Linked DNA regions of Homo sapiens: all the other regions are linked to region 1. Evidence: read pairs that join two places in POLR2A ChIA-PET (ENCODE). Cell type or tissue: MCF 10A. All regions are shown on one strand. Each heading gives the region's core, and the rest is flanking DNA. Links, peaks and the distances in the headings are about the cores only.

Evidence for each region. ChIA-PET counts read pairs that join two places held together with the same protein. Peaks named below come from ENCODE experiments on the same cell type or tissue, not always from the same donor. Only the 100,000 strongest peaks of a DNase experiment are listed, where the experiment ranks them.
Region 2: POLR2A ChIA-PET joins it to region 1 with 18 read pairs; 3 of 35 experiments call an interaction of 5 or more read pairs at or near these places.
Region 3: POLR2A ChIA-PET joins it to region 1 with 83 read pairs; 6 of 35 experiments call an interaction of 5 or more read pairs at or near these places.
Region 4: POLR2A ChIA-PET joins it to region 1 with 10 read pairs; 6 of 35 experiments call an interaction of 5 or more read pairs at or near these places.
Region 5: POLR2A ChIA-PET joins it to region 1 with 11 read pairs; 5 of 35 experiments call an interaction of 5 or more read pairs at or near these places.

What each region holds. Positions count from the first base shown.
Region 1 is chr4:74,305,961-74,310,418 of GRCh38, forward strand. EPGN (epithelial mitogen) reads left to right here and starts at 2,510. Exons shown (of 5, transcript NM_001270989.2): 1 at 2,510-2,616; 2 at 3,133-3,222. The coding sequence starts at 2,574. The region is part of intron 2 of LOC105377276 (a long non-coding RNA gene); the gene reads right to left. In MCF 10A, for the core only: a CTCF peak has its summit at 857; a DNase peak (open chromatin) is centred at 2,441.
Region 2 is chr4:74,362,748-74,367,205 of GRCh38, forward strand. It overlaps EREG (epiregulin), which reads left to right and starts at 2,398. Exons shown (of 5, transcript NM_001432.3): 1 at 2,398-2,628. The coding sequence starts at 2,562. It overlaps LOC105377276 (a long non-coding RNA gene), which reads right to left and starts at 2,594. Exons shown (of 3, transcript NR_188415.1): 1 at 2,404-2,594. In MCF 10A, for the core only: no CTCF peak of the experiment used is centred there; a DNase peak (open chromatin) is centred at 2,234.
Region 3 is chr4:74,226,285-74,230,742 of GRCh38, forward strand. All of the region lies in intron 6 of MTHFD2L (methylenetetrahydrofolate dehydrogenase (NADP+ dependent) 2 like), which reads left to right. Among named protein-coding and RNA genes, the nearest start is that of MTHFD2L, 70 kb to the left of the region's middle. RefSeq lists a silencer at 2,514-2,583. In MCF 10A, for the core only: a CTCF peak has its summit at 2,586 (motif pointing right); a DNase peak (open chromatin) is centred at 2,607.
Region 4 is chr4:74,216,416-74,220,873 of GRCh38, forward strand. All of the region lies in intron 5 of MTHFD2L (methylenetetrahydrofolate dehydrogenase (NADP+ dependent) 2 like), which reads left to right. Among named protein-coding and RNA genes, the nearest start is that of MTHFD2L, 61 kb to the left of the region's middle. In MCF 10A, for the core only: no CTCF peak of the experiment used is centred there; no DNase peak of the experiment used is centred there.
Region 5 is chr4:74,235,607-74,240,064 of GRCh38, forward strand. The region is part of intron 6 of MTHFD2L (methylenetetrahydrofolate dehydrogenase (NADP+ dependent) 2 like); the gene reads left to right. Among named protein-coding and RNA genes, the nearest start is that of EPGN, 71 kb to the right of the region's middle. In MCF 10A, for the core only: no CTCF peak of the experiment used is centred there; a DNase peak (open chromatin) is centred at 2,175.

The sequences.
Region 1 (4,458 bases), core at 174-4,173:
TTAGTTTTTTTTCTAATAAAGGTAATTTATTTAAAGCTTGATTTTAGGAGATAATTGAGGGAATTCTTTTGAGATCAGTACAACAACTACTACAAGAGAACACAGCTAGGTAAATGGAAAGAGCATACGATTTAGAATCTGTAAATATAGAATTGAAGTCCTTTTTTTTGTTCGTTTTGTTTTGTTTTGTTTGTTTGAGACAGGGTCTGTAGCCCAGGCTGGGGTGCAATGGTGTAATCATGGCTCATTGCAGCCTTGACCTCCCAGGCTCAAGTGATCCTCCTACCTCTGCCTCTCAAGTAACTCATGCCCAGCTAATTTATTTTTTGTAGAGTCGGGGTCTTGCTCTGTTGCCCAGGCTGGTCTCAAACTCCTGGGTTCAAGCAATCCTCCTCCCTCAGCCTCTGAAAGTGCTGAGATTACAGGTATGAGCCACTGCACCTGGCCAGGATTGAAGTGCTGACTCTAGGCATGTCCTTTGGCAAGTCACTTAATTCTTTTGGGCCTCAATTTGTCATTTGTCATGTGAGAATAGAAATAATGCCTATTTATTTCCTTATTCTCTGAAGACAGATTCATTGAGTATTTACTAGATGTTAGGCACTGGATTTGTTTGGGCCAGGGTTACTGAAGAAAGAATTGAGATGTGTAGGGAAACCTGTAAAGTGCAAAGGACTGCACTAGCTACAGTTAAGAGTTTTTACAAAGATAATCTTTGTACTTTGATGTCTCAGTCTTAGAAATAAACTATTTAATCCCAGCACTTTGGGAGGCCAAGGTGGGTGGATCATGAGGTCAGGAGATCGAGACCATCCTGGCTAACACAGTGAAACCCCGTCTCTACTAAAAATACAAAAACTTAGCAGCGCCTAGTGGCAGGCACCTGCAGTCCCAGCTACTCGGGAGGCTGAGGCAGGAGAATGGCATGAACTCAGGAGGAGGAGCTTGCAGTGAGCTGAGATCGCACCACTGCACTCCAGCCTGAGTGACAGAGTGAGAAAACATCTCAAAAAAAAAAAAAAAGAAAGTATTTAATATGAGTCCTAACATCTCCCTCCAGAAACTACAAAAAGAATTGTGATGGTTTATTTAATCTTTTGTAAATGATTTCTTTTTAAATTCTCAGCAATGGTGCAAAGACGATTGTTCAATTTATAATTCAAATGTTATTTGCCTGGGAAATATATTATCTAGAAATCGACTTAGTAATCAACAGTTTTTTAAAAACCTACAAAAGTAGAAATGCAAAATGTAGACACATTTAAAGCGAGCCAAGTACTATTATATTATTTTAACTTTAAAATGATGACTCCTGTGGCAAGTGATTGCCCAAGTTATAATGAGTTCAACAAGCTTGTTCTTGTGTGATTTCTAACACCACATTTATATTTGAATAGTGAAAGGGCTCCTTTCTGGTAAATCTAATTTGCTGAGTGGACATGATGCAAAAGATAACCTATCTTGACTTGAATATGTTTTTAGGGTTTTGAGGTTTCAAGTTTCAAGAAAATACAAGGAATTGAAATTCCAGACAGAAAGACTCAATGCCTCAGGAAGATATATTTATAAATCATTTATATTAATTTGGGGCAAGTGAAAATTTCTGTAGTTGTAAAATATAGTAGCTGTAATGACATATTTTGGCCTTTAAAGTGCCACTTTAATAATTACAACTAGATGAACTTGAGAAATAATTTGAATGTTGTATTAACTTAGAAACTTTCTATTCATTGGATGTATCCAAACTAAATGTCATCTTAATTTTCTCTTAATGGAGAATTTTAATATTATTATTATTGCTATTATCATTATGTTGGTACTTTACTGGTTCTCTGTAGCTTAATCATTGGGATGCAGATTTAAGCATTGTTGTTCCTGGAATATGGCAGCCCATTTCATTTACTCAGAAAAATGTTAAATAGCAGGATGACAGAAAGGTGAATATTATACTATTAAAAATAATTTTATTTACAGCACTTGTCATAGTAACACTAAGAAACAAACACTAAAATGGAATATGAAACCTCTGTGTTTTCACAAATTTAACTGTTCTCTGCAACTAAATTAACAAATTATCTTGATTTGAAATGGAACTTATAGTCTGTAATAAAAGGTGGTATAACCAACTATAGTTTCAGGTATATTTCTTTTAGAAACAGGTTATGCTGCTTCCTAATTTGCAGTTATGTTTGTTGAACTCCCGTATAGGTTTCTAGCATAGTTTGAGCTGGTATAGTTCTCTTCACACCAATGGGAGCCTTTCCTGAAATTACATTTTGTTCTTGTTGTTTTAAGTACTTTTACATACATGATTATGCCCACAGGTAACAGGAAACCAGTGTTTCAAAAGAAAACTTGATCACATTGCTAGATAATACAGGTATCCTAACCAAGTGCGTGAGCGCCCAGAGGCTTTCTGCTGCTGCCAGAAGTACATATTTTTTTGATTGGTAAGAACTGCCAGATGACGCTTCATGAAATATAAATGCAACAAAGACTCAGAGAGCTCAATAAAAACCTTCCACCCGTCAGTCTAGAAGGATAAGAGAAAGAAAGTTAAGCAACTACAGGAAATGGCTTTGGGAGTTCCAATATCAGTCTATCTTTTATTCAACGGTAGGTAATTTCCTTTTGTTTTGTTAACTTTATATCAGTGTAAAATGTGAATAGAATTTATTTTCTCTGCATTAGAGAGAAGTTGGCTTCTAACAGTTGTTCTTTATGACAAAGATCAGAGTAATGAATCTGTGGATTAATTTAGTTTCTTATGTCCTGTATGTTCCTTTCCTAATATATTTTGACACCTTTTTTGAGACCTCCAGAATGTTTGCTTTATACAATTGAAGAGTAATTGATACATTTAGCTACTATACTATAGGGTTCTTATTTTTTAATTAATATGTAAATGTATCAATGGTCTTAAATATTGGGTTTTTATTTGCTTTAATCCTAATATAGTCAATGGAATGGATGAGAAACTGTAAGTATGTTGCCCTAGTCACGTTATGGATTTCAACTGTAATAAATTAAAAAAATAGAAATTGGAATAAACAGAATAAGAATACTTTCCATCTGTTGCTTGTACATAGAAGGAGGCTCTCTGTTAAAGATGCTTTTGCCCCCTTAATACAGCAATGACAGCACTGACCGAAGAGGCAGCCGTGACTGTAACACCTCCAATCACAGCCCAGCAAGGTAACTGGACAGTTAACAAAACAGAAGGTATTTTCTTCCCATTTTCATATTTCACAAGACTTTTCTAAAACTTGGGAGAGAAATTTGGATTGTGATAAAAGCAATATTGGCCATTTTTAATATATATTTTATTATTAGATAATCAGCTCTTTTAGCAGGATGCTGTTAAATTGAAGTGACAGATAAATGTGCCAGGAAATAATTGCCTTTTTAAAAGGAGGAAGTTAAGCAAATGAGACAAAAGCTGTCTTCAGTTACTGTCTTGAATGTGAAACAGGCCACATTTTCTGCTTCATTTCTGCTTGGTTCCCAATAACCCCTGTGTGTACAGAGACAGTTTGTCCCCATTTTGGCATTCTTGATGAGCAGCATTATATTTTGATCTGTGATTATAAGCTTTGATGCCAAAGACATTATGGCTACAAGATGAACAGCACTTTCCCTCATCTTTGGAATGACCTTTTTTTCTTGTTTGCTTTGGAGTTTTTGTTGTTATTTTAGCATATGCTGTATTTCCTAACCACTTGTACCCAATTTTTGTTGTTGATGGTAATGATATATTTTCTTTTGCACTTAATTATTATCACAGTGGCTTCTGGATGCTCTTGAGCATCAGCGTTCTTTCTCTAATCTGTTTAAACTCTTAGAGGTGAAACTTGGAAAGCTTGTTGCTTACCAAGACCTGTGACTGAGTGGTTATGATTCTTCTGCAAATCGCATCCTGATTGCTATGTGAAGGCTGGCAATTTGATTTAGGACAGAGGAAACAATGTCTTGCACTCAGAGTCAGGCAAATAAAGGAAGATTGTCATATCTCAGTGTTCTTCATGTCACCAATAATTTAAAATTTTAAATGATTGTCTCGAAATATTTTACCCATTTGATTTTTTGAATATCTGTTGATTTGCAAAACGAAATCAATGTGGGTTATAGAATAACTTTTAGCCAACTATTTGTCTTCTAAGCCTTCAAACAAAGAGGAAACACCTTATTATAATTATTATATTCAGTACTATATTATACTGGCCTGGCACAGTGGCTCGTGCCTGTAATCCCAGCACTTTAGGAGGCCAAGGCGGGCAGATCACCTGAGGTCAGGAGTTTGAGACCAGCCTGGGCAACATGGTGAAACCCTGTCTCTACTAAAAATACAAAAATTAGCTGGACGTGGTGGCGCATGCCTGTAATCCCAGCTACTCAGGAGGCTGATGAAGGAGAATTGCTTGAACCCAGGAGGTGGAGGCTGCAGTGAGCTGAGATGGG
Region 2 (4,458 bases), core at 218-4,217, 57 kb after region 1:
CTGTTGTCAATTATTGTCAGCATGACCCATTCTCCCCATCACATCCCCACCATCTTTCTTTTCAGCATAAAACACACTATATTTAAAGAAACAAGCCATTAATCAGGATTAAAAACTCTTCCTCTCACTCTTTGCAAGTACCTGATAGAAAATGCTCCCAGTTGACATTCCATTCGTTTGAATTCTGCTTCCATTCCTCAAAAACACTGGGACTATTTTTTTTTCCAGATCCAATTTGTAGGACAAAAGCCATTATATAACCATAAAAGTCACTTTACCTCTTTCTAATTTATGAAACTTGTGATCTCTACCAATGCTCCATAAAACTATAACCCATTTCTAATATCATTTTCCTTGGTTCCATTTCTTCTTTTCCAAAATAAGCTATTAAGTGAGAAGTCACTCAATGCCTGCTTTCTTGATAGATTTGGAAGCTAGACTTAGGAACCCAGCCTACCTCTATCCTACTGTTCATTGATTCATTTAACTTACAAATATTGACCAACTACCAAGTACCACCATCTTAAGCATCAACGTTTGCATATAATGGTAGGTATTTTTAGTGAGCACTAACTCGGTACTAGGCACTCTACTAAGCACTTTCATTATTTTCCTATGCGCTGGATACTATTATTATCCCTGTTTTACGTATGAGGAAATTGAGACAGATTAAATAACTTGTCCAGGAATTCACACACAGACAGTTTAAATCTTAACCCCTGATAACATGATGAAGTATTTGTTTCTTTTTTTTTTTTTTTTGAGACGGAGTTTCGCTCTGTCGCCCAGGCTGGAGTGCAGTGGCGCGATCTCGACTCACTGCAAGCTCCGCCTCCCGGGTTCACGCCATTCTCCTGCCTCAGCCTCCCGTGTAGCTGGGACTACAGGCGCGCGCCACCATGCCCGGCTAATTTTTGTATTTTTAGTAGAGACGGGGTTTCACTGTGTTATCCAGGATGGTCTCGATCTCCTGACCTCGTGATCCGCTCGTCTCGGCCTCCCAAAGTGCTGGGATTACAGGCGTGAGCCACCGCGCCCGGCCGAAGTATTTGTTTCTAACAAGAGCATTCTGGACATTAAAGGGCCTTAGAGTATGAGAGAAAAAAGCCAGAAAAAAAAAAGGAATAGTAATAATAATTTTTTAAAAAGTAGAAATAAAAAGGTAAGGAGTTAACATCCATTAGATTCCATTTTCTATTCAAATATGTATATTTACATACAGTACTGCTGAATTGACTCACAGTTCTTAGGTCCTATAGAGGAGTGCAGTGAAAAGGAAGACAATTTACACAGTACAGAGCTGAACATAGGACTTACAAACAAAAAAAAAGTCAAGGAATACAAAGTAGCTTTCCCAGGTGTAAAGTACCGGGTCTAGAATTCTATGAGGCTAGGGAGAAGATAAACGACAAAAGCTATAAGAGATCAGAATGAAAAGAGATCCACAAGCCTAAGAAGCCCAGGCCCTTGAGGAGAACCATGAATTTGAGCAGGATTTCACTAATTCCTTTAAAAAGTAGCCATTGCCTCAAAGTACGACTCCATCAGCATAGGCAGGAAAGTGGGAGTGAGGAAAGGCTTAGAGTTTTCCAGCCTGGCTGGGGTCAGACAATTTGCCTGGGGAAATAGTGGGAGCTGAGGTTGAAAAGACCGATTGGCTTCACGTTTGTGGCAGGCCTTGTCCAAAAAGCAATAGGAAGTCGTTGAAAGGTTTTGTGCAGGGGAGCGACAGGATTAAGGCACTACTTAGTAGGAAGTCATATCAAAAGCAGCAACCTGACAAATGGCAAATACGACAGAAGGAAAAAAAATAACAGGAATTTTCTTCACAATGACTCGACTTTGAGGTAATAAATGCCTGAGCCACATTGGAAGCAGGGGTCTCAGAAGGAAGGCGCAGATGGGAAAGGCTTTTCTGGGCGGTGGCGTTTCAATGCAAGGAGGGCGCTTGAATCACTGACAGACTTCAAGTTAAGGGAGTTTTCGTGGCTGAGGTTAGTAAGTCACACGCACAGCTCTCCAAAGGCATGTATGGGGAACGCCAGCCTTGGCTAAAAGACTGATTCAAGTTATGTCCGTCACCCTGAGCAACCAAAACCACCCACTACAGGGCAGGTGACCCCACAAAGCAAACCAAGCCATCTGGTCCACGCTCCCCACCTCCCGGAGGGAGATGGAAAAGTTTCGGGAGTAGTCCCCGGCCAATCGGAAAGACATTTTTTCATTCCTCAACCACTACTCTCAGGTGCTCCAGGGAGGGAGGATGACTTCCTGACGGTCCTCCTGCCGCTCCTCCCTCGGGCCAATTATGAAACTCTGGGCACTCTTGACCTCACCCCGTTAGGGCCCGGGAGGGGCTCCCTAGTATAAAGTTCGCAGCACCAGACAGTTGAGCTCACTTGCCTGATATTTCCAGTGTCAGAGGGACACAGCCAACGTGGGGTCCCTTCTAGGCTGACAGCCGCTCTCCAGCCACTGCCGCGAGCCCGTCTGCTCCCGCCCTGCCCGTGCACTCTCCGCAGCCGCCCTCCGCCAAGCCCCAGCGCCCGCTCCCATCGCCGATGACCGCGGGGAGGAGGATGGAGATGCTCTGTGCCGGCAGGGTCCCTGCGCTGCTGCTCTGCCTGGGTAAGTTCTCCCCCTCTGGCTTCCGGCCGCCCCAAAGAGGAGACAAATAAGGAAGGCTCCTGTGCATTTGTCATTCGACAAGTACGGAGTTGTCTCCAGGTTCAAGTGTGCTCTATTTAAAATTACGTCTTGTTTTGTGAGTCTGTCTTCCCCTATGGTGGGACTGGGGTGGGGGGGACTGGGGATCGATGTTAAAATGCTTTTTATTGGTGAATTAATTATTGGCATATATGTTATGCATGGATTGAAATATCTCCTTATTAAACAAAATAAAAAGTTGTTGAAAAAGCTTTTTTTTTTTTTTTGAAAAGTTGCCAGTCCTAGAAATCTAAAGGCCTGGAACGCACTGTTAACATTTCATGTCTTGTTCCTTTTTGTTGGAGAGTGGGGAATAGAAACTAGCGTAAGAAATTTTTTGGAGGGGGGAAAAAGCTTTTCTCCTCTGTCTTGCGCTCAGTTTTCTAAAACCTAGCCTGGTTTAGCTTTCCCGGAGGAGCTGGTATGCGCCAGTGCCAGTTGGCTGAGCTCCAGACACAAGAGAAATAAAACACTGGTCGAGGGTATCTGGAGCAGAAGGGCCCTGGGCAGGTCCTGGCGCTCCCCACCGCCCTTCGCCCCTACACCTGCTGCTTGCGTTTTTCCCTGCAGCCTCCCAAGCAGCCTCTGGAGCAAGCGTTCTGCACTTGCTGCTAATTGCACTCCATAGCCTGTGATCGCTGAGGGTATTTAAATGCCAGTCTTCCTATTTGAGATGATTTAGTTCAAGGGGAAAAATTTTCTAAATAGCCTTTCTGTTAAAAAAAAATTACTTCTTTCCAATTCCTTAAACTTCAGTTTAAGGAATTTGAAAGAGTTTGAAGTCGTATATGAATATCTTAATAAAAAAATAAAAGTTACCACCAGTCTCATATTCTCCCTGGAGTTGGAATGAGGCTGATTCCCCAGACACTCTAACTCTACCTGTGAAGGATGTGACTGTTAAATTATTATTTTGGCACACCTTATCTCAGGGGTTGAGAGACCTAATGAAATGCATACTATGCATAATTGAAACTTACAAGTCTAAGTCCAGGAACACAAGTGGAAACTAGATATGTGGTTTCTGCCAAAACTGAGCTAAGAAAGACTTGCTAGAAGATTCTCAGTAAACAATGTGGCTTTGCTGTCTTTGTTTTGAAAAGAATTAAATTAGAAAGGTGACAGTCTTCCTAGAGTTAGAAATTAACCTCGAGGTCAGAATAACTTAGCACTTATTATTTTCCCCACATGTAAGGTTGCATCTGAACAATGCACATGTCTGTTCTGGGTGTTTCATTGAATATTCTAATTTGAGACAGCCAGAGCCTGTGAATAACCTGGTTACTACCCACTAGTGTGTGTGTTGTGTGTGTGTTTGTTGTCATGAAAGTGCTTACCTCCTTCATTGCATTACTTAATTATAGTTCATCTATTTCGTCAGCTGCCAAGCCCATTTCCAAATGAGTTAGGTCAGTTTCTGTTTTCCCAGTTTGTTTGGATATTTCTCTGCCACTAGGAAAGTTCCTGTTTCAAGTTCTGTATTATATCTCTAAACTCTATTCAGTTATGCAGAGCCCATAGCCTTATTTTGGCAAGACCACCTGTTATTTCTGAAATTGCCTTCTTTCCCCCAAACAAAATATTTCCTAAAAATACTTTTCCCAAATCTTGTCCTTCCCCCAGCAAAAAAGAGCGAGACATTTATTTTAAATTTTAGCATACATGTTATAACTGCTTTATGTAGTTATGACTAGGGAATAAAGTTCCAGCCTCCACCCTTAACACATACAGATTTAAATTGCTATGCACAAT
Region 3 (4,458 bases), core at 232-4,231, 80 kb before region 1:
ATATGTTCTTTGGGGAAGGAATCACATTCTTTCTTTACTCCCTACCATTTAAAGGACCATTGCAGAGAATGTCTGTCTACTGAGTACTAGGTTGGGTTCATTGTGTTTTAATACTTCCTTCAATGATGAGACTCTTTAATTCTCTATTTTAATATACAAAAGAAAGCTTTATGGAATATATGTATATGTATACTTATTATATTTCATAAGATTAAATTTCTTTAAATTTGTTTGTGTTTTCCTACAGGGTAAGTTAACAAGAAAGATATTTTAGAACATAGAAAAGGCTGGAATATGGGGCTTGTGTATGGATAATTCACTTACAGATATTTGAGAGTTTATCATTTACTCTGATTTTAATTAAACGTGTACTTTTGAATAGCAAAGATAGTACTAAATTCATTCAATTGAATACTAAATTCATTCAATTGAATATTATTTATTCAATAAATATTGGACCCTTCCTATGCAGCAGTATCTGTTTTAAATTTTAGGAATACAGCAATGGATACAAATGATGAAATGCCAGCCCTCGTAGAACTTACATCTTAGTGGGAGAGAGAGCAAATAAACAGTAAAATATAATGCCAGATAATGATAAGTGCTATAATGAAACTGGATGAAGGAATAGTGTTTTGGGGATACTGTTTTAGATTGATTGATTGGTGAAGATCTTTCTTGGGAGGTGACCTTTTGAGTAGAGTTCTTGTCCTGGCCATTCTCCATTTGTCCACCAGCCCCAGTGTCTGCCCTTCCCTGCCCTGGTCTGGCCCTGAGAGGCTGACTAATGAAGATGGCCTCACCTGTGTTCCTCTGACACTGGCTCCCAGCAAGGTTTGGCACTAGTAGGATATCTGAAGGAGAAGAAGAGAAATGTCAAGTCATGGTGTTTCTTCTCTACTCTTTTCCACTTCTACTGTCTTTCTCTTCCTCCTGCATCGATAGCTTTTGCTCAGCATCCTTTCCCCGACAGCTAAGGCTCTCACTGGGCTGCAGTAACACCATTTCCTCACCCCTACAGACCTAGGAATGGTACAAGCTTCCTCCAGTTTCTAATCTCTAAGAGCTGCAACAGCTTTTGTTTTTATCTTAGCCTGAATATATCGCTGTAAAAATTATTTCATTACTATATGGGGTGGATTCTGTTTCCCATGGAGATACCGACAGAAGCAGATCTGTATGAAGTAAAGGCACAAATCAAGAACCATTCCTGGGGGAAGAGCATCCCGAGCAGAGGAAACAGCAGATACCAAAGTCCTTAGGCAGGAGCATGCTTGATGTATTCCAGAACACAGGTCTTTGACGGCTTATTATATTACTCTGATTTTAATAAAATATTAATAAATTATGAGGATACTAGTAAGAAATGTTGTTGGGAAGGTAGCCAGGGTTAACTCATGAAGGACGTTGTCGGCCATGGTTAGGATTTTGATATAAGCCAAGAATGGCTGACAGCAGATCAACATGGTCTGACTTAGGTTTTAAAGGACTGATCACACCTTTAAAAACATATCAGACCTCATGTCTGCAGTTGTGTCAAAAACTGACTTTAGAGGTGTAAAAGTAGAAACAGAGAGGAGAGGTATTGCAATTTCATTTAATGGGTCTAGATTTTGCTCTAATTTGTTTTGTATTTGAACACATAGTTTCAATCAAATTTAATAAAATATCTGATTCTTCTATAGGCCCTTTTCTGGAACCTAGAACATATACATGACTGCAGGAACAGTAGTTGGCTCCTCATAGAGTAAAAATAGAAATGTTCTTTTTCCCAGAAAAAAAATCAGTAAGCTGGTACAGATAACCATACCACATTGCCTGTTTTTCCAAAAAATTACATTTGGGTGATATCAAATGCAAATTTTTGAACTGCATTGACAGAAGTCAGGCATGTTTAGAGAGTTAGTAAACTTTTTCAGACCACAGATCAGCATTAAGTGAAATACTGCTTCAGCCACTGATACCTTCATGGCAGATAAGTATTATACTGACTTCTTTTTAGAGACACTTCTGTTCACACACAAGACACAGAATTTGTTGAATAAAGAGGAATTTGAATGCTCATCTTTGTCCGTTTCTAACCTTAGGAAGAATGAAGTTTACATTATCCTTAAAAGGTATTATTTGACTAATGTTAACAGCTTGTACAGAATATTTGACTATTGTCCTTAGATAACATTTATCAAATATTATATTGAATGAGTATTTTATTCTAGTGGAGGAAAATCTCTCATCATGCCTTCCTACTCGTGGTTTGTTTTATTATTATGACAAATGGCACATGGGTGATCACAATCCACTTGCAAGAAACACTGATATTCTCTTGTAACTAAGTCAAAGCTTATGCCATAATGCCAACACTGTTGTCCTCCTTGAGTTTATCCTCTCTAGCTTTCTTTGTAAAGGCCTAAATCAGCCTTGAGTACAGATATTTAAAAAGAAGACAGGAAAAGAAAAAGAAAAGGAAAATAAAGGAACAGAAGGACAAGGAAGACTCAAGCCTATATAAAATAAACAAGACAGGAGCCAGGAGGTACTCAAGCTTTAGGTGTGGTGGGTGTTGAGGCTGTCCCACAAGCATCCCGCTGAGGGTATTTTCTTACCACCAGAGGGCGCCAGTCAGGTGAGCAGCTACTTCAGATGTAGCCAAGTTGGCCATACACCATGCTAATACTAGTTAGAAGACATTTTAAACAAAGACAGTGGGAAGAAGTCCTGTTCCTTGCTTTTTTATTTCACCTTTAATGCCTCTTACTAAATACAAAAGTATGTTGAATGTAGAAGACAGATTTGTATGTAGTTCTGCAGTCTTCTTGAAGAAATAAATATTTAGCCAATGGGAAATTTAGGGGAAGAAAATTGAGAATTTATAAGAAACAACTAAAGATTGCTACATTTCCAGTTAATTAATAATCACCTGGAGAAGTTAGGGATAAAACATGTAGGCATTTATAAATTATAGAAAGAATGTGAGTGAATATAAAAAATAAATCCCATATAACCAGACAATAGGAATAAAGTATTGCCAGAATGACCATATCATGCATTGTGTGTGGGAACTAAACAAATACAAATAGCAGTGGGTATTTAAAGGAAATAGTGATCTAATGGCAGAGGTAGCCAGAACGGGGAGGGCTAGATCACTGTCATAATGAGAATGTCAGCATATATGGAAACAACCTCATCTAGGAGAACTCAGGGTAGAAGGAGGAGGATTGCGTGATATATATCAGAAAGAATGATAATGTCTGAGAGATGAGAGTGAAGAATGTGGTAATGAAATCTTGACACAAGCTTGAAGAAAGTAAAAGAGGAAATCCTGTGTGAAGATCCTGAGACATGAATATTAGCTTATTTAATATTAATGTCATCCCTCCAGTTTCTCATAGTACTACTCCTACTGGCTTATATATCACTCACCTTTTTAAAATTGCCCCCAAAATTGAGATTTAGACTCAGTTAGAAGCTTAGATCTGCAGAATCAGACCCTGTCACACTATGCAATTAGAAGTAAGTAGCTTCAAGTCCCTACTCAAAGCCAAATCTCTGAGTTCACAGAGAGAGTTAACAAGTTTCTAGAGTACTTTAATGTACCATGGTTATAGCACATAGTACCTGTTTATAGTTGTTATCTTCATTAGACTACAGCAGGTAAAGGCGTGGTATTTTTTTTTAAGCTTGCTAGGTAAGTGCTTAGAACAATATCTAACACATAGTGGTTGCCCAGTAAATGTGAGCTGTGTTGATTTTGAGATTATAACTACAATAAGAACTTTTTCAAATTGATACATATTTAGCCGATATAATCTAATTTTTTAAGATGGAATTATTCTAGTTGTTGGATTTACACACTGTAGCATTATTTTTGGGAACTACCAAATTATTCCAGTTTGTCATCATAAAGTAGTTGCTAAAGCAATAAAAAGTGAAATATTTATTCATGAAAGAGTAGTTCATGTCATTAAGTGTATGAATGGAGTGATTTAGGTGTAAATGTTAAGATTAAGAAATGATGGGAAAGGTGGCCGGGTGCAGTGGCTTACATCTGTAATCCTAGCACTTTGGGAGGCTCAGGTGGGTGGATCACCTGTGGTCAGGAGTTTGAGACCAGCCTGTCCAACATGGTGAAACCCTGTCTCTACTAAAAATACAAAAATTAGCCAGGTGTGGTGGTGGGTGCCTGTAATCCCAGCTACTCAAGAGGCTGAGGCAGGAGAATCACTTGAACCCGGGAGGCGGAGGTTGCAGTGAGCCGAGATCACACCACTGCACTCCAGCCTGGGCAACAGAGCAAGACTCTGTCTCAGAAAAAAAAAAAAAAGAAAAAAGAAAAAAAGAAATTATGGGAAAGGTGAAGAAAGAGTAAGGAGACTATTACATCTAAAGAACAGTAAGAGTACTGGATGGTTGAAAGGGGAGGAGCAGTTTAGGGAAAGGCTAAATCAGCTTTGCACAAGC
Region 4 (4,458 bases), core at 336-4,335, 89 kb before region 1:
TTAGAAGGCTCCATGGAAAAATCCCAGTGTGGTCAGTGTTGAGAATGATTTCTCAAGGAAACATTGGAATGACACCAGGACTTTTTTATTCATAGCCAGTCCCTCAGTGGGCCTTTGCAGCCCTATAGCTTTAAATATCATTTCTATCTCCTGTATACTTTAGACCATATAACCACTATGCACTTGAGAACTCCAGTTGCATGTCTAATACCCATCTCAATCTTATATGCAAACCTTCACTCCTAATTTTACTCCCCTTAGTTTTCCCCATCTTAGTTGAGTGGTACCATCAGTTTTTCTGATTGATCAGTCAATCCTTGACTTCTCTCTTTCTCTTACATCCTTTGTCTAATATTAGCAATCTGTGTAAAATATGCCTATGATATCACCACCTGGACTAATAAGATCCTAGTTAAGACAACTTCTATTTCTCACTTGGAACACTGAAATATTTATGAACTAGTTTCCCTGCATCCACCCTTGTCCCATCTTTCATTCACAGTCTGTTTTCCACATCATAGGTCTTGATCACCCATGTCTTCCTGTAACACCCATGACAACATGACACCAGAATAACATCCAGGTTCCTTACCACGATATGCAAGACCTTATATGATCTGTCCCTGGGCTGTATCTCCTAACTCACTTCCTACCATTCTCATGCCCCATCACTGACCCCTGCCCTAGCCATATCTGCTTTCCTGGAATATGTCTTATGTGCTTATTTCTCAGTGTCTTTTCACCTGGTTTCCTTTCTTCCTGAAATGCTTTTTTTCCTCAAGTTACTTACATAATGTATTTCCTCACTTCCTTCAGGTTTTTGTCCAAATGTTACCTAGGGTTGCCCCTGACCACCTTACCAAAATTGCATTTAGTGTCTATAGAGTTTCTCTGTAGAAAGGTTATTTTTAGTTTGTTTTTATAATTTATGTATTCATTGCTTAAAGATGCAATAGTAGCTTGCAGAGATAAAGAAATATTCAAATCTAGAATCTTTTGGCTTCATTTGTCTAAAAGAGATCTCAGGCTTCTTTTTTTCCATTGCTGTTCTGTGCATGATTACTGAGTTTTCCTTCCTGTGATTTTCTCTCAGTGATTTCTCCTTTAAACCACACCGTGACATGAACTAATATATTGGGAATGACTCAGATTTTCCGTATCCCGAGAAAGTGACAAAGCAAAACTCTATATGTGAGGTTCTAGCTCAGATTGGTTTGCCATTTTGCTTTACCTGCTGATTCAGGATCAGGCAGATGTTTGAAGATTTGCCTCATGGGAAAGGAAGTTGAGACTTATTTTGTGTTTCTGTTGAAGACAGATCTAGAATCATGGTAGAAGCAGCAAAAAGGTAGACTTTAGCTCTTATCATGAAATTTCTTACAGTCAAGACTAAGTAATATGCTCTCCTCATATTTTTTTGGAAAGTGGTTTATCAGTGGGAAAGGATACAAAAAGCATATTTAAAGGGGAATTGAAGCAGAAGTGAAAGAAATTTGTACTCACATTAACAATCTGTCTTCCCTGACACCTTCACCTGCCCCATGCCCTTCTCAGATGGAGTAAATAATGATGCTCTTGACAACACTGTAACTTCTACCTCCTTCTAACATGGAACCTAGCACACTGTATTGTGATTCTTATTTGTGTACCTGCTTTCCATATGAGAATAGAGAATTGTGTATTCTCATTGCCTAGCATGATTCTGGTATGTTTTCTATACATTTTTTTTTTAGTCATGATTTTTAGTTCTTTATTCTTCAATAAAATGAATTATTTTCCAGAGACAATAGTTAGAATGCTTGTGAAATCTTTCTATAAGTAAAACAGAAGAATCATGTTTTCAGTGATGGCTGTAGAGTTGCATAGGAAAACATCTTACTATAGGAGTAAAAGACACAGAATCCAGAGTTGAAAGCTGGCACATGGACAGTGCTACTCATTGCCAGTCTTACCGGGAACATTCCATAGGGTCTGGTTTTTTAGCTTACTCAGCAAATAACTATTTCATTCTGCTCAGAGTGAGGCTAGAGAGCCACTGAAAAAGTATATGCAAGTTTTGCAAGGGCGCGGCCAAGACACAACCAGAGAATCCTGTTTAAGGGATTTATAGGATCATTTATTGATTATTGAATAAATGAAGGTAGGGAATGGCCCGGAAATGTCCAAGAACAGTGAATTCCTCATTAAGGTAATTTCAAGCCCCCCCCCCACCACCAAAAAAATGATACTAACAAATGAAGCACATTGTGCTGTTTGTTCTAGCTTTGTTTTTTTATAAATAGCAAATATTATTTGCTTCAAATTGGCATTCTGTGCTAATGACTAACAACTGTTTGCTAGTTAGAAAACTGCTCAGGTGGGTCCTAGTTGATAATTCTTGGTTGAATCTAGATTTTTACACAATAAAAAACATATCTTGTCTACCTATTAATTACTGATTTCTAAGAAAACTCTAAGATTCTAGAAGATAGAGTCTAAGTACAGAAGCCCTCTGTATCTGTGGGTTCCACATCTGTGGATTCAACTATCTATGATTAAAAATATTAGAAAAAATATAAATAACAACAAAAATAATATAAAAATAGTATAAAACTATTTACATAGCATTTACATTGTATTAGGTATTACTTATAATACCTAAGTAATAAGTAATCTAAAGATGATTTAAAGTGTGTAGGAGTATATGCATAGGTTATATGCAAATACTATATTATTTTATATCAGAAACTCGAGCATTTGTGGATTTTAGTATCTGCCAGTGCGGCAGGTGCCCTGGAACCAGTCCCTCCCAGATACTGACAGATACTGAGGGACAACTGTATTTTATTCTTCCTATGTCTTAGAAACATATTATAAAACACTAGGCACAAAATAGTTACTTATAGACTCTGCTTATCTAGTTCTGTGTGATAGAAAATGAGGCCCTAGCCCACAGTGTTCTCATATGCACTCTAGAAGGATACAACTGTGAGTGTGGGAAAAAGTCATCTGAAGGTCAGAGATATGCATCACTCTTGAGTACCTGCTGCGACTTGCTAGTACTAGCTGCCCTTTGGAAAAAGCTGAGAAGACAGAAAAAAATTAGGTGCAGCAAGCCAGAGGATTAGTTGAAGACAATTAATGGACGATAAGAATTGAATATAGGAATGACAAGAATTTTCACATGCCAAGGAAGATGAGTTAAATAAGAATAGGTTTAAGAGGAAAGCTAGGTGTCAGGACCAGGAACAGGCATCCAGGTGCTCACCAGCAAAGGTCAGAAGAGTCTGAGGCATTATTTGAACACATTTGCTTTTAGCTGTTTGGTTCACCTCTCTTCAACATCAGGTCTTCCGAATAACAGGCTGAATGCCTTTCCATGGTTAATATTGGTATAGTCATAAACTCTGATCAATCAAGTTCAAATATGACTTGGATAGTTTCTACGGACATCAACAACCAAACTGACTGAGGAATATCAAGTTAACCTGATAGTATTGAAAAAGGAGTGAAATTACCTACAAGGGTTTTCCACGCAGATTGAAATTTATCCTGATATACTTTTCTTTTGCCTGCAACTTTACAGATTGTTACTTATATGTGTGTACAAATCACTGGATTTCATGTCTCTGTCAAATTCTTGATGAAATAATCAGTACTGATGGAAATGGGAAGTTTCAGTTTCATTTTGGTTTTGATTTTTTTTTTTGGTAGGGATTTGGGAGGCTCTCATTTGGAATCAGAGAACACTTGAGTGGGTTGTTAAGGTATTAAGGAACATTTTCAAATGTAGGAGGCCAGGACTAAAACAGAGATGGGTGGGTGCTTTATAATTTTGATAACCTTGGGATGGTTATAAATATATACTCAACATTCTTGAGGGTTTATAGTGAGTGAAAGAAAGAGAATAACCAAGGGAGACTTTTAGACTTTTACTGTAAATAACTGGGCAGAAGGTGGTACCAACTAAAATAAAAAAGGCTGCTAGTTGCCTCTCATTGTTCTTCCTTTTCAAAGTTTTCCTAATTATCTTTGATTTTTCTATATTAACCTTAGTATCAAATTACATACTTCCAAAAAGTTCATTTTTATTGGACTTTGATTATATTTTTAATGAATATAGGTGGAATTCTAATCTTTATGATATTAAACATTCCTATCCAAGGGCATAGTTTATCTTTCTAGTTTCTTGGTCTTATTTATATCTTTTGGTGTTATTCTGGAGATTTTCTTTTACTACATAGATTTTGCACATTTTTTGTTATGCTTATTTTAAGTATTTTATCTTTTGTACTGCTATTATAATGGGGCCTCTTCTTACAATGTATTTTCTAAGATGTTATATATGAAAGCTATTTACATCTGTATATTTTATTTTTACTTGATTAATTTATTGAATTATCTCAATGTTTCTTATTGTAGTCTGGTTTTTCAGATTTATCAAGTACATTTTAACTTTTATGGTTTTTTTTCTAGTTT
Region 5 (4,458 bases), core at 145-4,144, 70 kb before region 1:
GGATAAAACCATCTAGAATAAGTCTGTTTATAGTGCATGGACTGAATTTCTATTTCAGACATCTTTGAAGTGTGTTGGTTGATATGGTTACTTCTATAACATTGCCTTCTTGCTTCTGTATACCTAGTGCCAATGAAAGATAGCCTATTCTTATTCCAGCATCTACTTCAATTGATCGTATAAGAAAAAAACTGGTATTTTTATGAAGCTTTGTTGTTTCATACCTGTTGTTCTTTTGTTACCCCGACCTTTATCGGCTTGAAAGCATTGTTTGAGTAACATGAGAGAATGTATTTGATAAACCAAAATGTGCCATATAGTGGAGACAAAATTGTGTCCTAAAAATAAAATGATGGACTTTACTTCATAAATGTTTAATTTTTTACATGTAAAAGATTAAATTTAAACTTCTTTAATGTAATGTAAACTTCTTTAATAAATGTTCCCAGCAGGCAGAATTTTTTGTTTTTGCTTGCATTTGTAGTCTTTGCATACTGGATTTATTGTGACCATCTAATGCTCAGTTAATTTCTATTATCTGACTTGTCCAGGTTACCAGCTTGATCTGATTTTTACAGTTTTATTGCTCACAGCCTATTATATCTTCACAGCACTTTTTTCTGTGACCAACAGCCTGGTTTTAGTAACTCTGGATTTCCCATGTCCATTATTTGATTATGTTAATGCTTTCTAAAACACAAATAAATTGTTTTCTCAATTCCTTATGGCTTGATTTTTTGATTTCTAAACTAGATTGCCTAAATTTTGCTTGAAACATCTATTGACTTATTCACTGTTATTCTTTAAAAACTAGGACCTGAAAACGAAAGTTCTACATGCAATGGATGTGCTCGCTAGTTTTTTCTAGCCATCCAGTGTATTCTCTATGGTCTCACCTTGTCCTTTATTCCTTCACACTTGTGGTATCCATTCAACTTCCCTGGGGCTCAGGTCAAGGCAACTTATGACACGCCAGGGTCTACATTGCTAGTATGGATTGAAAGCTTTCTGTCTCTAGCTCAGTCATGCCAGTAAATGATTATCTCTGCATGAAAAACAGGATAGGCTTCACATATCTAATAGAGAGTGGTGCGTAACGCACATATATTTTTCCTAGTGTGTCAGTAGATGATTAAAAATCATATTTTAACTTTTATGTGCCTTTTTGGATATGTCCCATGAATATTATCACTCACTTCATCAAGAGACTCCAATAAATGCTATCTGAAGTTACACTGAGGAGGAGGTATAAGGCATTTTTCCCCACTATACTTTCAGTGGATTTATCTCTTTTTAGGTTTTTTTTTAAATAAACCTTACTTTTATGGGATTATATGAAGTTGTACTTTATAGTTGTAAAAAAGTGGTTTAATAACACCCATATCAGGCATAAAATATGCCTTTACATTTTGTAAAATTTAAATATGTTGTGGTAACATGGGATGACAAGGGTGCTTTCGTATAAAGGATAAAAGTCCTCTCTCAATCATATTGTGAAGTATAACAAAATAATAAAGAGGAGAAGGAGAAAGGAAATACAAAGAAAGGATCTACATGACATATGTGATGAGTAGGGAATAGTAAGAATTATAGTGGGACAGCACTGGAGTGAAATCCACTGTTCTGTGACCTCCAGCAGCCAGGACCATGTCTTATTTATATTTGTGTTTCTTGTACCTGGTGAAGAACCTTGCTTTTAGGACTAGAAAACTCCCTGTTCAATGAATGAATTCCTTTCTTTAGAAGTCAAGTGCTTAACCGGTTAGGCACGGTGGCTCAAGCCTATAATCCCAACACTTTGGGAGGCCAAGGTGGGCAGATCATTTGAGGTCAGGAGTTCAACACCAGCCTGACCAACATGGTAAAACCCAGTCTTCACTAAAAATACAAAAATTAGCTGGGCGTGGTGGTGCACACCTGTAATCTCAGCTACTTTAGAGGCTGTGGCAGTGAGCTGAGATCGCATCACTGCACTCCTGCCTGGGTGACAGAGACAGACTCTGTCTGAAAAAAAAGAAGAAGTCAAGTGCTTATCTTGATCTTGGTTTAAGCTTTTTTCCTAGAAGGTAAGGAAGCTCTTCATAGGGGAAGATGATCCTTTCAGGACTCATTCAGCCTTAGATTCTCTTTCATACCTTGTTTGGGACTGTTCCACTTCATGAAAGCTTAATATGGCATTGCATCAGCACCACTGACTCAGAGCTTGCACCTGCAGAGTTCAAAAAAAGGTAGGGGAGAGGCAAAGAATTAACTGAGAAATTACTGTCTTCAATGAAAAAACTAGAAAATACCATTGCTTTACTTTCTACTGTGGGTAGGAATATAAGCCTTTCTGTAGGTGAAGTCGTCATTCCAATGGTGTATTCAGAGCATGGTGTTACTGAATGTCTGTTGCAGACAATGTGTTGACTATCAGAAAGTGAAACAATTTTATTAGATCTATAGTCATTATTAATTGTGTCATTTTAATAGCATCAGCATATCTAATTAATACCTAGGAAAATTGATATTTAAAAAATGTAGTGATCAAAATGTTACATGTCAGTGCTTATGTAATAATCCATACAGAGGTGGTGTTTGAAATGTACTATGGAGACTCTGACGGAGCACCTGGTTACCTGCTTTAGGTGTGGCTTTGGTTCTGAAATAGAGCAGTTCTGAGAAGGAAGGAATGTGTATTGGTATATATCTGTGGTGCGTTCTAAGGCAACTTTCTATGAAAGTCCTTTCTTTTTACTCATTTATGTAGTTAAAGACATAAATGTTAGACTGAAACCATAAAAACCCTAGAAGAAAACCTAGGCAATACCATTCAGGACATAGGCATGGGCAAGGACTTCATGACTAAAACATCAAAAGCAATGGCAACAAAAGCCAAAAGAGACAAATGGGATCTAATTAAAGAGCTTCTGCACAGCGAAAGACACTGTCATCAGAATGAACAGGCAACCTACAGAATGGGAGAAAATTTTTGCAATCTACCCATCTGACAAAGGGCTAATATCCAGAATCTACAAGAAACTTAAACAAAGTTACAAGAAAAAAACAACCCCATCAAAAAGTGGGCAAAGGATATGAACAGACAGTTCTCAAAAGAAGACATTTATGCAGCCAACAAACACAAGAAAAAATGCTCATCGTTATTGGTCATCAGAGAAGTGCAAATCAAAACCACAATGAGATACCATCTCACGCCAGTTAGAATGGCGATCGTTAAAAAGTCAGGAAACAACAGATGCTGGAGAGGATGTGGAGAAATAGGAACACGTTTACATTGTTGGGAGTGTAAACTAGTTCAACCATTGTGGAAGACAGTATGGTGGTTCCTCAAGGATCTAGAACTAGAAATACCATTTGACCCAGCGATCCCATTACTGGGTATACACCCAAAGGCTTATAAATCATGCTACTATAAAGACACATGCACATGTATGTTCATTGTGGCACTATTCACAATAGCAAAAACTTGGAACCAACCCCAATGTCCATCAGTGATAGACTGGATTAAGAAAATGTGGCACATATACACCATGGAATACTATGCAGCCACAGAAAAGGATGAGTTCATGTCCTTTGCAAGGACATGGATGCAGCTGGAAACCGTCATTCTGAGCAAACTGTCACAAGGACAGAAAACCAAACACTGCATGTTCTCACTCATAGGTGGGAACTGAACAATGAGAACACTTGGACACAGGGTGGGGAACATCACACCCCCAGGCCTGTCGTAGTTTGGGGGGGCAGAGGGAGAGATAGCATTAGGAGATATATACCTAATATAAATGACAAGTTAATGGGTGCAGCAAACCAAAATGGCCCATGTATACCTATGTAACAAACCTGCATATTGTGCACATGTACCCTAGAAGTTAAAGTATAATTTTAAAAAAAAAAAAGGCTTCTGGATCTGTCTTTTACTGAAGCACATTTCCCCCACATTTATTTTTGTTTAATTCATAATTGCTCATTTTAAAAATGACTTACCTTTGTTACAAAATGTGAGAATTAACGAGTACTGTGCAGAAGTGTGGGCTTTATGATTGTGGTTGGAACAAATTCAAATAACTCATAGTTTTTCTCTGAGTGTGCAGATTGCAGGCAATTCACTTAGAATTTTATTAATATGTGCCTTTCAGATGAAGATAATAATCAATATAAGAATCAGATATTACATTGTAAAAAGGGGCAAGTGCATTGCAGTAATGTTTTTGTTGAGTTTCTATTATGTGTTTCATAATTCCTGCTTAATATTTATTTTAACAAAAGTCAGAAAGATTCCTTGTCTCTGTAAAATACACAGACACATACACTCCCAAATCCACATTACCATATACATCCTTCCCAGGGTAGTTGGTCAGGATATACTTAAAAATAATGTGGTGCACCATATCAAAAGGAGTGAGAATCCCTCCATGTGTACTAAGAGTAACATACATTCTTGTAGGTCACTAAGATACC